Linked DNA regions of Homo sapiens: region 1 is linked to region 2. A link is a contact called in ENCODE Hi-C or POLR2A ChIA-PET data. All regions are on one chromosome and are shown on one strand. The core of a region is the stretch at or near the end of the contact, and the rest is flanking DNA. Distances in the headings are between cores, read along the strand shown. Region 1 has its middle 7.4 kb from the start of LINC01711. Region 2 holds the start of ATP5F1E (ATP synthase F1 subunit epsilon).

Region 1 (6,464 bases), core at 2,196-4,695, 400 kb before region 2:
CACACCTATGCTTCGGGCCGTTGTGGAATTAAACTCTCCTCTCCTTGAGGACGATGGGAAAGGGATTGAAGAGCCAGTGGACGCTGTGCCCAGCTGGAACCCGGGGGTCCGAGGGCAGACAGATGTGCTCCCAGCACTGCTCTTCTCAGAAGCTCCGTGGGCTGTGGGCCAGGCTCGAACCATTTCCAGTCCATGTCTCTGGGGTGTCCCCCAGATGCGGGCAGTGGGGCCTCTCTGGCCTTGCTTGAGGCCTGAGACTCTGGGAGGCTCTTCATGGGAAAAGTTGCCCCCATCCCCACCAGGGGCAGCCACCCTCCACAATGGGTTGCTCTTCTGGGCATGGTCCAGAAGCTTCTAGAGAGAAAATGGCAGCACCAACCCCCGACCTCATGAAGCTGACGGTCCAGGGGGAGGGCAGACAGCAAACAGAAACAGACAAATAAGAAGAAGCAGAGCCGACATCAAGGGGCCGTGCTTCATGTGTTTTCAGAGCTACTAGGACTGCCTGGAATGACCATCCACGCTTATTTGTGTACTGAATCAAACCCCATATGGTCAGAGCCATGCTGATCTTGCTGCGTCTCTGTGTTGAGTACAGGGCTTGCATACAGTAAGCACTCAGCAGATGCATGCTGAGTGAAGGCTCGTGTGAACAGCAAGGCAGAAAAGTAGGTGCAATGGTGCAAGAAAGAGCAACTGGGAGAGCTGCTGAAAGAGGGCATCTGAGCAGAGGGAGCAGCCCGAGCCGAGGCCCTGGGGCAGGAACGTGCTTCCATATTCTAGGGAGGTCGGCAGGGCTGGAGAGCAGGGGGAGGCGGTGAGAGGTGCGCTTGCAGAGATGAACCTGTAGGCTGTGATCGGGAGGGTGGATCTTGATTCTCTCCTCCTGATGGGTTGTTCTTCTAGATGCGGCCCAGAAGCTTCTAGAGGAAGATGTCATGGAGCACCAGCCCCAGACTCTTGTCCATCCTCAGAAAGCAGGAAGGTGTGATTCCACGTGCATGCCTGTTATCTGTCAGCTGGTGTTAACGTGCCCACCAGCAGGATGGAGGCCGGCTCGGAAAAGAAGAGCAAGTTTGGAAACATCCTTGAGGGCCAGGGAGCTGGGAAGAGCATGGTAAACGTGAGTCCTCTGCTCTTGGCTGAGCCCAGACCAGACTTACATCTCCATCATTAGGGGCCTCCTTTGGAGACGAGAGAGCAGGCAGAAAGCCTGCCCTGTTGAAAATGGACCTATGTTTTCTAGAAGAAATAGTAGCAGCATAATGACTCTTTAGTGTAGGTAAAAATGTGTTGCCAACACTTAGCAAGAGACTAGGCACCCAGTGACACGGGAGAGGTAGGTTTGGATGAGACACAGCTCAGAATTGTCCAGATCACAGATTGTTTGGGAAGTGGCCTAGTGGCTGTGAGCCTTAAGGGTGACAGCGGAGAGGGCCCCTAAGTTGCACGTCTCAGTGTGACCCAAGGCAGGCCCACCTTCCTGGGTGGCGTGACCTGCCCTGCCCTCCCCCTCTGCAGCCCGGCCTCACTGGCTTCCCCTCAGCCGGTGTCCCTGCATTTTTCTATCACTGCTGGGACACGGTTTCCCCACCCTTCCCACATGCTTTACAGATGTTGGCACCAGCCTGTATCCCTGGCCACCTGGCAGTCATTGGACCTATTAAACTGGAGTTCACATGCAACACAGTGGTGCTTGGCTGGGGTCCCTCCCTCCCTCTGCCTGCTCCACCGGACTGTGAGCTCTGAGTGCAGATGTACTTCCTGTCTCTGGAAACCCAGCACCTGGAACAGTATCTGGTGCAATGTACGAGGTCAATAAATAGCTGCCAAGATGGGGATAGGTGATCCCATTTTATGGATGAGGAAAGTGAGGCCATGTGGGCAGAGCCCTGTGTTCCTTCTCTCCCACTCAAGTGAGATGCCCAGGGTACTAATTTAAGGGGGCGCTCACCTTCAGAGTCCAACCCTGTGCCAGCACCCCTTGTGAGTGAGTGCCACCTTAAATATGATACCTTGCTTGCCTCGCCCTTGTCCCACCCCAGAGAGGAAGGAAGTGAAGGGCAGAGGGACAGTGGCCAGGCAGCCGCTAGCCCAGGGGGCTCTCCACCCAACTCCGGAAGTACCCAGGCTGCCCTAAAAGTCCTGAGATGAGCTCACTCTGTTCATCACATCCAGATGCCACTGTGCAGGGAGCAATCAAGTCAGCCATTTCCCCCAATAAGCTTGACTTCAGGGGACTGGAGGAGCTATTTGTAGCACTTTTAAAACCTTTTATAGATCAGTGTGTTACCACTGATGACAGTGGAAGAAATGCTGCTATTAGAGGCAGGAGCTTTAAGAGGTTTGGGTATTGGCTATTTCTGATTGGGAATGCCATGCTGGGAATCAATGCTCCATGCGTCCTTGCAGTGCTGCGTGAGGAGGCCACACGTTGGCTTGAGCCTCCCTGCCATGCACGCTCCCCTTGGCTTGGTACCCCCCTTGACTGAGAACTTGGGGTGATTTTCTCCTCTGTAGCCAAGCCAGAGCCCCCCAGGCTCCCAGCTCAAGGCTGACCGAAGCTTGGTGTTAGGTCCGGGTTTCTTGGGGGTGCATGAGCTGCTGGCGCGTCCGCAGTCGGAGGCTGCTTTGTCTCTCTCGCTGTGTCTTTTCCTCTTGACTCTCTTGTTCTCACTCCCTCCTGCTGTGTCTTTGCCCTTGTGTCTGCTCTCCCTCATCTTCTTTCTCTTTCTTTTGTTCTTTCTTCTCCTCCTTGCCTCTCTTTTTCTTCCTTTCCTTCCTCTTCACAGAGTCCAAGAAATTCTAAGGAAATGAGAAGTGTGGGCTCATAGGTTTCTCACCTTGACCATCCTGGCTCATGCTGAGAACTGGGCTCCTTCAAAAGGCCTGTTGCATCTGTGGAAGTGGCTCTTCTGGAAGAGTCTGTGGCACCCATGGACAACAGCAGAGTGCGGCCCTCTGAGACCATGAGACTCATGTGATTCCTAATTCCACTAAACACTATGGGTTGGGTGCCAGCTACCTGCCAGGGGGTCCTTTTCTTGGAAGGAAGCCAGACACAGCTCCAGGAGACTGTAGTGCAAGATGGAGGAGGGCAAAGCCAGTGGAGGAGCTGAAGAATGACACCCAGTTCCAGTTGAGTGAACCAAGATGGCTCCAGGTGGGGTTGGCCTTGGAGTGGGCCAGGACAATTGAGTGGGGGAGGTGCTCATGGGTATGGCAGTGGTGACGGGGCAGAGAAAGTCATTTGAGGAGGAGGTGAAAAAGGGAAGTGGATAAGAAGATTTAGTCTTGGGTTCAGATCTTGGTTTCACAGCTTTCTGGCCATGTGGCCTTGCTCAAGCCGCTTCCACTTCTGGACCCTGTTTTCTGGCAAGTGAAAGGGGACCTACCTTGCAAAGGAATGGCATAAGATGACGTTTGTTGTGTGTTTGTCCCCTGCCTGGCGTATCCTCAGAATGTGGTTTGTGATATCTTTATGAACTTGCCAACAGAGGCAACCTGTGCATGCGACATCGCTGGGCGTGCAGAAAAGCCTAGAAAGCTAATCCTAGAAGCTTTTGCTAATGAGCACTTACTGTGTGCTAATGAGCACTTATATGACTTATATGTGCCAGGCAGCATTCTACAAGCCGTGGGTGTCCTGCCACTCAGTGCTCATGACAAGGACTCAATGGGAAGGATTCACCACCATGATGCCCACATGGCTGAAGAAGTGGATCCCCTGAAGGGAAAGCGGCCACCCAGCAGCCCCTGGAGCCGGCGTCCTACTGGGCATGTCAGCTCTGGAACCATGCTCCTCTCACTGTGGTTTTTGCTTCCCTATTGAAGGGCTTTGGGGGCCAGATGAGGGGTTTGGGCTCTATCCTGGCAGGAGGGGAGAAGGGGTGGGCAGCCTCTGAAAGTGTCTGTGGAGACCAGGTCCAGTCTCATTACTGGTGGCCAGTGGGGCAAAGGGCCTTGGGGGCTGTGGAGCAGCCACTATTGCTCCTGTTTCTAGGAACTTCTCTCTCTCTCCCCAACCTCATCACTGAGGAGCATCCTGTCTAGGGTTTCTGGAAGGCTCTCTTCTTACTTCCTTCCAGCCTCATGTCCTGATGGCGTTGTGTGCCAGGGGACTCACGGAATATTGTTTTCCTCTAACGACTCAGACAACTGATGAAATACTTGGTGCCTTGTTCTCCCTAAGACCTGTCCTCCCAAGGGCCTGCTTTCACATGGCTGCCAGGGCCTTCAATGCCGAGTCCGTGTTCCTCGGGGACCATCAACATGTGGAACTTATTTTTAATTTAAAAGAACAACAGACTCCCCAACCCCATTCCCCTCCCCCGCTTGCCTCCCACTGCTGCTCCTGGCTATGCGGTAAACACCAGGCTCTTGCTACCTCTCAGCTTTGCCATCGTGTCCAGCCTGGAAATTCTTGCTGGGCCATTTTCAGGGGCCAAGCCAAGGTCCTGGCCAGACCAAGGAAGCCCATAGGCACTTCAGCCTTCCCCATCTCTGCCCCCTGCATCCCTCTGACTTCTAGGCAAGCTGACCCATGCCACTCCCTTCTCTAGCAGCTGTCCTCTGCCTGTCCTTGGGAGGGCTGTGGGAAAGAACACCATGGCCCAAATCTTTAGATGGTTTGGACAAAAATTAGAGGGGATTCAGTCGAAGAGTACCTGCTGTCCCAGCAAGGCTGAAGCCTCCCAGAGTGTGAGGGTCTCATCCTGCAGACACCACCCCACTCATGGCTGCTCCTGTCCAGACCCTGGGATGCACTGTTTGACTTTGTCCTCATCTCAAGCCCACTTTACTTGTGGAGAAACTGAGACAAAGAGGCTGAGTAACTCGTCCGAAGTCCAGTGGTATAGGCCGGACTTGACCCGAATTCTGACCCCAAAGCCTGGCCCTTGACTGCCCCCTAGCACTGCACTGGCCAGGATTCCATGGTGGCCACTTTCTAATACTGCATCACAGCGCGGGGAGGGGCTCCAGGATCACTTACTTGCTCTTAACCCTGGCGACAAGGATGTGCTTTTGCAGATGTTGGTTTGTTCATGAGAAATTCGAGTCAGATTTGAGGGGGAAAGAGGAAAAGAGAGACACAGTGTGTGTAGAGCCATTATGTCTAATTCAGCCACCAACACACTTCTCTGTGGGCCTCTTCTGGCTCCAGAAGCCCCCTTCCCAGCTGTGATGTCACCAGCCAGCCTCTGCAGATGACAGCCCTGTGATTTATCATCAGCCACCTGCTTTCTCACTGCTGGGGACAGCCAGAGCCCAGAGCAGCCCCCACTGGGCTGGGCAGCAGCTGCCCCCTGCCCCATTGCCGCACTTCCAGGCCTATGAGCTTTTTGAGATTGTTTGCATTTTGGGAAATGCCAGTCATCTCTCCCAAATCTGCAGATAGCAGCATCTCACCATCCAGGGTTGGAGTTTCTAAACAGTCAGATAACCTTGCTCACAGAGAAACAGCCTGAACACCATTTACAGATAGCGACAGGATTTAATGAGATAAAGCCTTGGGCATCCATGAACCAATTTTTACGAGCCGTGATGAAATGGCTGTTTTCTTAATAGATACCCAAACAGAACACAATTCAGGGCTCTGAGAGCTTCAAAGGAACTTCTCAGCTCTAGCCTCTTGAAATTTCGGGCAAAATCCAAACACGTATCAGTCTTACCACCACCATGAAAATGATATGTTTTTGTAAAATTATGTGGGACCTATCTATCTGCCAAGGGAGAGATGGCCCAGATGCTTTTGGGACTCCAAGCCAGTGTCTTCAGCCTTTTCTCACATGATGTGAACACCAAATTCCAGTGCCACTTTCTAGAGGGGAGATTGCAGATGGAAGGCTTGTCCTGGAGAGGTTGAAACAGTGGGAAAGGAAATAAAGAGCATGCTCTCGCTCTTCCTCCAATTCCCTGAACTAGCTGGTTTCCTGAAGACTCCAGTGTGGGTAGACTGTGGCAAGTGGGTGACTGAATACTGACCTAGTCCTTAAAAAGAAAAAACGGTCAAAGGGCACCCTTCCAACCCCCACTGTGTGACAATGACCTCCTCAGAGAGCAGCCTTATGGGCCCCCTTTGAAAGGGCACAGTGACCCCCCTGGTGTCTGTCTGTTCTGCCCTGCTTGGAGAAACGGCTTCCTCCTCTGAGTTCCTAAAACATTTATCATCCCTATGATTTGCCAGGCAATTAGTCATGCCCTGCCTTGAGTATCTCTTCTATTGTTGTATCAAACGGCTGTTTAACCCTTATCAGCAGTGCAGTTTTCAATATCTTGTCTTTCTAACTCGATGTGAGCTTCCAGAGGGCTGTGCAAATGTCCACCCATGTCCGTCTCCTGTGCCCATGGTCCGTACACGTCTGGTCATCACCGTCAGAGGGTAGGACTGTGTCCTGCCTTTACAGGTAAAGTGTTTAGCATGCAAAATGCTTAGCACAGACACTGGCACCTCACAAGGGCCC
Region 2 (7,073 bases), core at 2,269-4,768:
TAGCATTTCAAGCTTTAGTCAGGGTCTAGGAGGAAAAAGAAAATGCAAGTTGCTGGCTAGTTCTCTGTGTTTTCTTAAAAACTCAACATGAATATAAGAAATAACTTCCTTATAGTGAACTGTATAACTGTGGCTATCATTCACATTGCCGTGGCTCAGATGTAAAAAGTGCTGGTTCAAGTACACAGGCTTAGTCAAGCAGGCATTTTCCTGCTGAGTAAAAGTAAACACTCTCCCAGAATAAAGAAACTACTTTGCCTTTAAAAGACACTAACATCTCCTTGTGCTAATGAGGTGGGGTCTGTAACCCTGAAGGGCATAACAGAGAGGGGCTAATGCTTTGTTTAAGGGGATCGGACACTACTTCCTGACCCCCAGGACTTTGCAAAATCTCAGCATTAGATGCAGTCTGGCAGCTCTGAGCCGAGTGAGGCTAAATGATTTTCTGTTAGCTTACTGTTAAAACAAAACAACCCAACATAAAACCAGGTCTCATTACTCAGAATTATGAGATTAGACAGAGAGCCCCTAGAAAAAGGGCTAAATTCAAAACACTGCATCTCCAGACTTGTAATAAAATATTTACTAATTCAAAATGAAAATGAAAAGTGCTTAGGGGAGACAGTTCCAATAAGTAAAATTGCTCATAACCATAAGCTGCCAAAGGATTAATATTTATCACATTTCTGTGCTATTATGGGTCTGAAGCTTTTTAAAAGCAAAACAAGAAAAATTAAATCTGAAAAACATCTCTCTGATAATTTGCCTTGCCTACTTTTGAAATAACAATGTCAAGAAAGTACTTTAGAGATCAAACCACTTTTATAATGTGGAACACAAAAGTCTACACTTATCAACTGTACAGACCTTTTTATTTCACGAGAATTTAACTTTACATCACCAACATCTTTGGAAAAGTAAAATGAACCAAACCCTCTGAAAGCATAATAAATTAGCAAAACAGTATTCGCTGCGGGGTCTTGCAGATTTTATTGCTTGATACAACAGCAGGACCCTTGCCTGTGCCTGTAGTTATTATGTTCGGGAAGTAGTGATTTGTGAGAACATTAGTGGTTGTGGGGGAAATAAAAATGTAAAGAACTGTAGTTTTTCATGCTCTTGGACTGTTATGTAACTCCAATTGCAATTATACAAGTGGGGAGTTCATCCTCCAAATTATTTGATTTGTGCAGACAAATGAAACAGGTTTAATTCAAATACGATGGCTCTCTACCTAAGCATTGCTAAATGAACTGAAAATCAATGTGCCAATTACTTCTGCTTGTCAGGGCCCAAGAAGACTTTCTTTTTATTAGGCCAGGGGACTTCTATAACCTGCATGCTTTAAATTATACCATCCCAATAACTAACTTCCAAATACACTGACTAAAAAATGAATAGAACCCAAAACTAAAATTATTTTGATCTTTATGGTGCTCCAAAAACTTAAGATGCAACTGTTCTTCTAAATAAATCCATAACTTACAGATTATTCCTTCTTTACTTTCACAATTTTTACGTTGCTGCCAGAAGTCTTCTCAGCATTTGCTTTGAATTCTGTCTTCAGTGCATCTCTCACTGCTTTTGCACAGATCTGGGAGTATCGGATGTAGCTGGGAGAAAATGAGAGAAGGTATATGGTTAATTATCAATATTCCAGCCAGACAGCTGTTACTGTGTTTTCGCTTTTCTTCCTGTACTTTTTATTTTGGTTTGGTTGTACCTTATTGTAGAATTGGATTTAAAAATATGACTAATGCCAAAAAGTATCTATACAAAGAAAAAGAACTAGAAAAAAATGTACCAAAGTATTAACTGGTGTTTGGATGGATGATCTTTGATTTTTCTTCTTTGTACTGTGTTTTCTCTTTAGTGTATATTAATTCAAAATGAAAGATGCATAAATGTTTTTAAAAATCCCACAGCATAGAAAAAAAGAGACTGAAATGTTTAGAGACTATAACATGAATCATGAATTCTCTCCTCGATTTCTCTCCTTAAAACTTTAATTATATTATTCTTGGAAAATGAGGTATACATAAGAGAAAACTATTTTGAATTAAAACAATTCGTTCTAAATTATTTAAACTCTTCTCTGAGAATACTGAATTCTGTCTCACAAGTCTGCCACTGAAAATAACCTCCTAATGAAGATTTCTAAATCAAACTGAAAAGTGCTTAGAGAACATCATCAATTCTAGCAAAACTGTAAAACCTGCTTCCTGTTTGGTAGATGGACTCCCATCAACACTGTAGTTTCCAAAAGATGTCAGATCACCTTTCCCACTTTTGAAAAACAGGAAGCGGGGAGGGGTGCTATTTTCTCATGTTTTAGAATTTATTTTGGGGACTCAGAGGTATGAGTTCCAATGCCTGCTTCCATTCTTACTAACTGGGTGACCTTCAGGCTGTTCAACCTTTTCAGCACGTTTACTCACTCACCTGAAAAAAACAACAGAATAAAAGGACAATAATACCTGTCCTGCTGATAGCTGGGAGGAGGAAAAACAAGTGTGAAAAAGTATGGATCACAGGGTAGGTTGCCTAATAAACGGTATCTACTACTGGGACTATCATCCTTCCATCCTTCCAATTCTACAAGACTTCGCTGGCTTGACCTCAGCAAGTCGGGAAGCTCCGCTGTAGTGTACCCACAAAATGTAAAGTGCTACACCATCCAGTCAACTAACAAGGTGTGTCACCTAGAGCAAGGTACTTCTGCTCACTCAGGTGCACGGGTAAAAAAAAATCGGATGTGACAGCTAGACCAATGGTTTGCGGTTCCACTATGAGACACCATGTCCTCAAGTGGGTTCCATATTTGAGCTTTCCAGGAGCCACCTCTCATCTTTGTGAGGGGCTCTCGACAGTTATGGCTTTCACCCCTTTTAGACATAAGGAAACCTGAAATCAACAGGACTTAAAAGTTTAAAAAAAAAATGTGTAAAGTTGTAAAAGGCTCCACCTCGATGCTGGATTAAAGGTCAAAGCTGCTAACGGCGGTCACGTGGAGAGAAATCTCCTGTTTCCCGAGGTGGATGTGACTGTACTACTTTCACCACCTGGCTCCAGCACCATTCTAGAAGAAAAAGGTTTGCTAAATAAGAGCTGGCCTCTCTCTCGAGAAACCTGCCATTCACAAAGGTGTCCAGGGGCACTCTGTGGGTGCTGGGCCGCACCGTCGGGAAGCGAGGCAGGACACAGACGCGCTCCCACGCGAGGTCGAGGCCGCGCCCGCCTGAGCGCTTTGCCCACAGCGACGCCATCTTGGCGGCGACGCCCGAGGCTTGGCCCAACCCCGGTCACGCGTGGGGCCGCTGCTCTGTGTCCTGCATGACCTCTGGGCACCGGGATGCGCGCGGGCCGGCTCGCGAAGCCCTTCCCTCTGGAGGCCTGGGCCTACCTGAGTCCAGCCTGTCTCCAGTAGGCCACCATGCTGTAGCGAAAGCGGAGCTCGTCGGGCCGAATCGCCAAGACGCCGGCAATGTCGGCTCAGCCGGGCGGTTCAGCCGCAGGAAGATCAGACCACAGAAGCGGAAGAGGCGGGGCGTGCGGACCTGCCAATCACCGCCTCCTACCCGGCCCCGCCCCTGAGCACGGCCCCTGCTGCCCTGCCGCGGAAGCCCCCCGGCGCCGGGAGCCAATGGGCGCGCGCGGTCTGGACTGCGGGTGCCAATCCCGGGGCGGGCCGGCCGGCCGCGCCCACCTATTGGCTCCAAGAGCTCCCGGGGCGTGTGTCCCCCGACCTTCCGTATTACCCCGGCGGGGACGACGGGGGCAAGAAGGCCGGGGTGTCCCCGCTCGCTAAGGACCACTGAGCCGCGTGCTTTCGGGAAGCGAGGACGCGAGGCGGCGCGGGCACGGCCGCCCCGAGGGCCTGGCTTTGCGCCCGCTTCAGGGAAACGGCGCCGGCTTTTTTAAATCTGTGGACAGACAAGCGTGTCCTGAGAGCTGAGATTTAGAAAGGCTCTTAGGGCACCCCCTTTCTCGGAGTGACACTAAACCCTGGAAACCCAGTGGAGGACCCCCTAGCGTTTTCTGTAGTTCTAGGACCTGCTTCCGATGTGCGACAAGACGGAGGGTAAGGCAACAGTTGTCACTGTTGCCCGGAATGGATGGGAAGAAAAATGTGAGGAAAACCCACTGGAGGCACAGGGAACTGCCAGGCGGCCGGGAAAATGCTCATCTCAGAGCCTGTGATTTAGAGAAACTAACCCAACGCAGTGAAGGCTCACAGTCTAGGAATTAAAGTGTTTCTCTCATAAAGAAAAAAAAGCCTTTGCCCTTCACCTTTAATTACTAAAAAGAAATTATAATCAGGAAAAACATCACTTAAAAGAAAGTTTTTATTAACAAAAGTTTTCCTTAATTCACATTTCAACTTTATTAAATAGTCCAAGGGTTTCATTTATGAACACTTATTCCAGTTTAGTTCTCTTAAATTCATTTGCTTGTTGTGCATTTATGTTTAAAAAGGTAACTAACTGCACTGGAAAATGAAAATTTATAGTTTTATCAATAGGTCAGTTTTTAAAAAATCAAAGGATAAGGATTTAAAAATATTAGGGCATTACACCTTTTTCAGAACAAGGATAATTTACAGAAATTATACAAAGCAGATTTTCATCAAATATCAATTATTTAGCGATGTTTTATTTAGCTGAAATGTTATTTCACTTGTAAAAACTATCTCCGGTTACAAAAAAAAATCAGAAACCTTATTAAATTTAACCTGCTTTTACAAATGTCCTAAGAAGTCTTAAGCTAAACAAAATTTAAGTAGGAAAACGATAATTTAAAAATAGTGTGTTATACTATTTCTGTGGTTTATGTACATATATTAACTGGTCTCTTGGATAGGAAACATGACTAGAAGTTTATCACACTAAGCACTGTAAAATAAAGGCAAGAGCTAATCATCTTCTAGCAAAAATAGTCTCTATGCAACAATTGCAAATGTCAAAGCTATTATTTAGTAGTTAATTGCCTGCTACAATACATAAAACAAAGTACATTTACTGGATTGTTTTTCAGTTTGCAGCTGCCCTCTTGACATCCCAAATAAGGAATTCCCGTTAAGTAAAACCTGCAGTGCAATTCACTCAGTGGTTAGTTTCAGGCCAAGCCTCCCCCTACCATTATGCTTGTTCTTCCCCACCGCCCCCAAATCCTGCAGTGGCACCATATTATTAAAAACACTAAGTACCTGGGATTTATGCCTCAGAGCAAGACATCATTTGAGTAATTTCAAATGATACACAGCTCCTTCATGTAAAAAAGATGTTTTGTGGTCACAATTACTTCAAAAAGTAATTATATTCAAATAACCTGACATATCATGCCTTAGCAATTACAAAACCATGATTTTGACACATGGCAATTTTTAAGTTAGGCAAATGTAAAATGCTAAAAGATGTGAACAGCTGTTCTTCTGTTTAAGTTAGAGCACTGCAAAACTCAGGTAATGACTTTATTTTTTTCAGTTAACATAACCAGCCCACGATACAGCATACTAAATCACAAAGTACAAATCCAAGGAAGTTAATACCTTTACTAAGTTACAAAACTTGGGCAAATCAATACAGTACTCTTTTATAATGAAACCATACTTTTGTTGGAGTCATGTTACTTTAGTGATAATTTTCACTCCAAAAATATTTAAGTACCAAATCAAAACACTGGTTTTTAATGGTGGTTTATAGCATAGTAAGGTATTTTACACAAAATATATTTTAAAACTACACAATTTCTCCTTTTAAGTGAGCTCCCTTGTGCAAGCTGCTGAAGTGTACAGCAGCAGGGCAATGGGCGTCTATAGGAGGTGGCTCTGCTCTGTTCTGGGGTTGGTCCAAAGTCAGGTGGAGTTCCAATGTATGAAAAGCTTGAAAAATCTACCTTAAGGAGACTGAATATCAATACCAGTTTCCAAGGAGTTCTTGTTGAATTTTCACAGAAATACTGGAACCCTCAAAATCAGATAGTAATTTCAAACAACATTAATTTCAGATGATCCCTTTTATTTAGAGGCCCTGCATCTGTTTTGATCAAGTCACATAGCCTTACACCAACTTATCAAAAAAAAAAAAAAAAAAACTACCCAAAATATAGTTGTATTTTTAAAATAACAAATAAATATATAGTCAGTTTGGAGAGACCTGGAGTACCCGATGTTGTCTACCAACTGTCACGATCACTTCTCTGCAAACGCTGCTGCTGCCATTGGAGTCCTTATGGTTCCTCTTGCTGAGGCTGTCAGTTCTTCAATCTCAGCATTTAATTTATGTATTACCCATTCCATTGCTTCTCGGCCCTTAAAAAAAATCCAATACATTTATTGTTACTGAGGGAGAGCAAAGGCATATATCGAACTAATGACACACCAGGAAGTAACAAGGGGCGTGACAAGTTTAACTCAATCTCAGGATGACAGATCGTTTTTGTCCTGGCTTTTTCTAATGTTATTTAGCAAACATCAAATGCCTTGAGCAACTGGCTTGATCCATAAACTGACTTTTACTTTGTATGCAAAAGATGTTCTCAAATGAATCTACAATTAAATGACAGAATGTCTTATTTGTTTCATGATTATAGTGGTCCCCTTTTTAGGGGCAAGAAGGTCAAATCCCTTTTCTTTACATTTTAAACCAAAATCCTGTGCAAGGTCCTGCAGGATCTGGTCCTCAACTCACTCCTCACCCCTTCTCTCCTAGTGTTCTATATAGTTCCTTGAAAAACAGAGCATTCCCTACTTCCTGTCTCAGGGCCTTTGCACACGCAGCTCCTCCACCTAGAACACTCTTCTTGGAATACCCCTCGCAATCCACCTGCCCCCATTTGGCAGTCAGCAGAAACATCAGTTACTGAACACTCAATAAGCACTCTCATACCTTTCTGTACCTTTTCTTTCCTAATTACATGCTGTATGATTAATGTCACCTGCCTCTTAGTTCCACGGGGGCAGGGACCACATTTGTTTTGCTCCCTGCTGTATACCCTGTCTAGCCTAGCACTCTGCATGGCACAGAGAAGGCATCCATGAGTATCTCTTGATAACCACATTCACCATGTGTTAT

The links. A loop is a pair of places that touch in the nucleus more often than their neighbours do. ChIA-PET counts read pairs that join two places held with the same protein, here RNA polymerase II (POLR2A). Pooled maps may share reads with other maps.
Region 1: a loop to region 2 is called in a pooled map, with 2.7 times the contacts of the local background. The contact joins the enhancer-like site here to the promoter of ATP5F1E in region 2. A Hi-C loop is called at or near these places in 1 of 50 pooled maps. POLR2A ChIA-PET finds 5 or more read pairs at or near these places in 3 of 52 experiments (A673, H1 and WTC11).

Annotation. Positions count from the first base shown.
Region 1 is chr20:58,624,131-58,630,594 of GRCh38, forward strand. No RefSeq gene overlaps it. Among named protein-coding and RNA genes, the nearest start is that of LINC01711, 7.4 kb to the right of the region's middle. RefSeq lists an enhancer at 1-77. Within about 2 kb of position 3,446, at least 2 of the 41 ENCODE cell types and tissues checked have a DNase peak (open chromatin) inside an H3K27ac peak, as active enhancers do.
Region 2 is chr20:59,028,817-59,035,889 of GRCh38, forward strand. It overlaps ATP5F1E (ATP synthase F1 subunit epsilon), which reads right to left and starts at 3,519. Exons shown (of 3, transcript NM_006886.4): 1 at 3,404-3,519; 2 at 1,487-1,613; 3 at 1-25. The coding sequence starts at 3,435. The coding sequence ends at 1,490. PRELID3B (PRELI domain containing 3B) reads right to left here. Exons shown (of 6, transcript NM_016045.3): 6 at 4,329-6,310. The coding sequence ends at 6,191. SLMO2-ATP5E (SLMO2-ATP5E readthrough) reads right to left here. Exons shown (of 6, transcript NR_037930.1): 4 at 6,156-6,310; 5 at 1,487-1,613; 6 at 1-25. RefSeq lists enhancers at 1-528, 3,313-3,452 and a silencer at 3,473-3,762.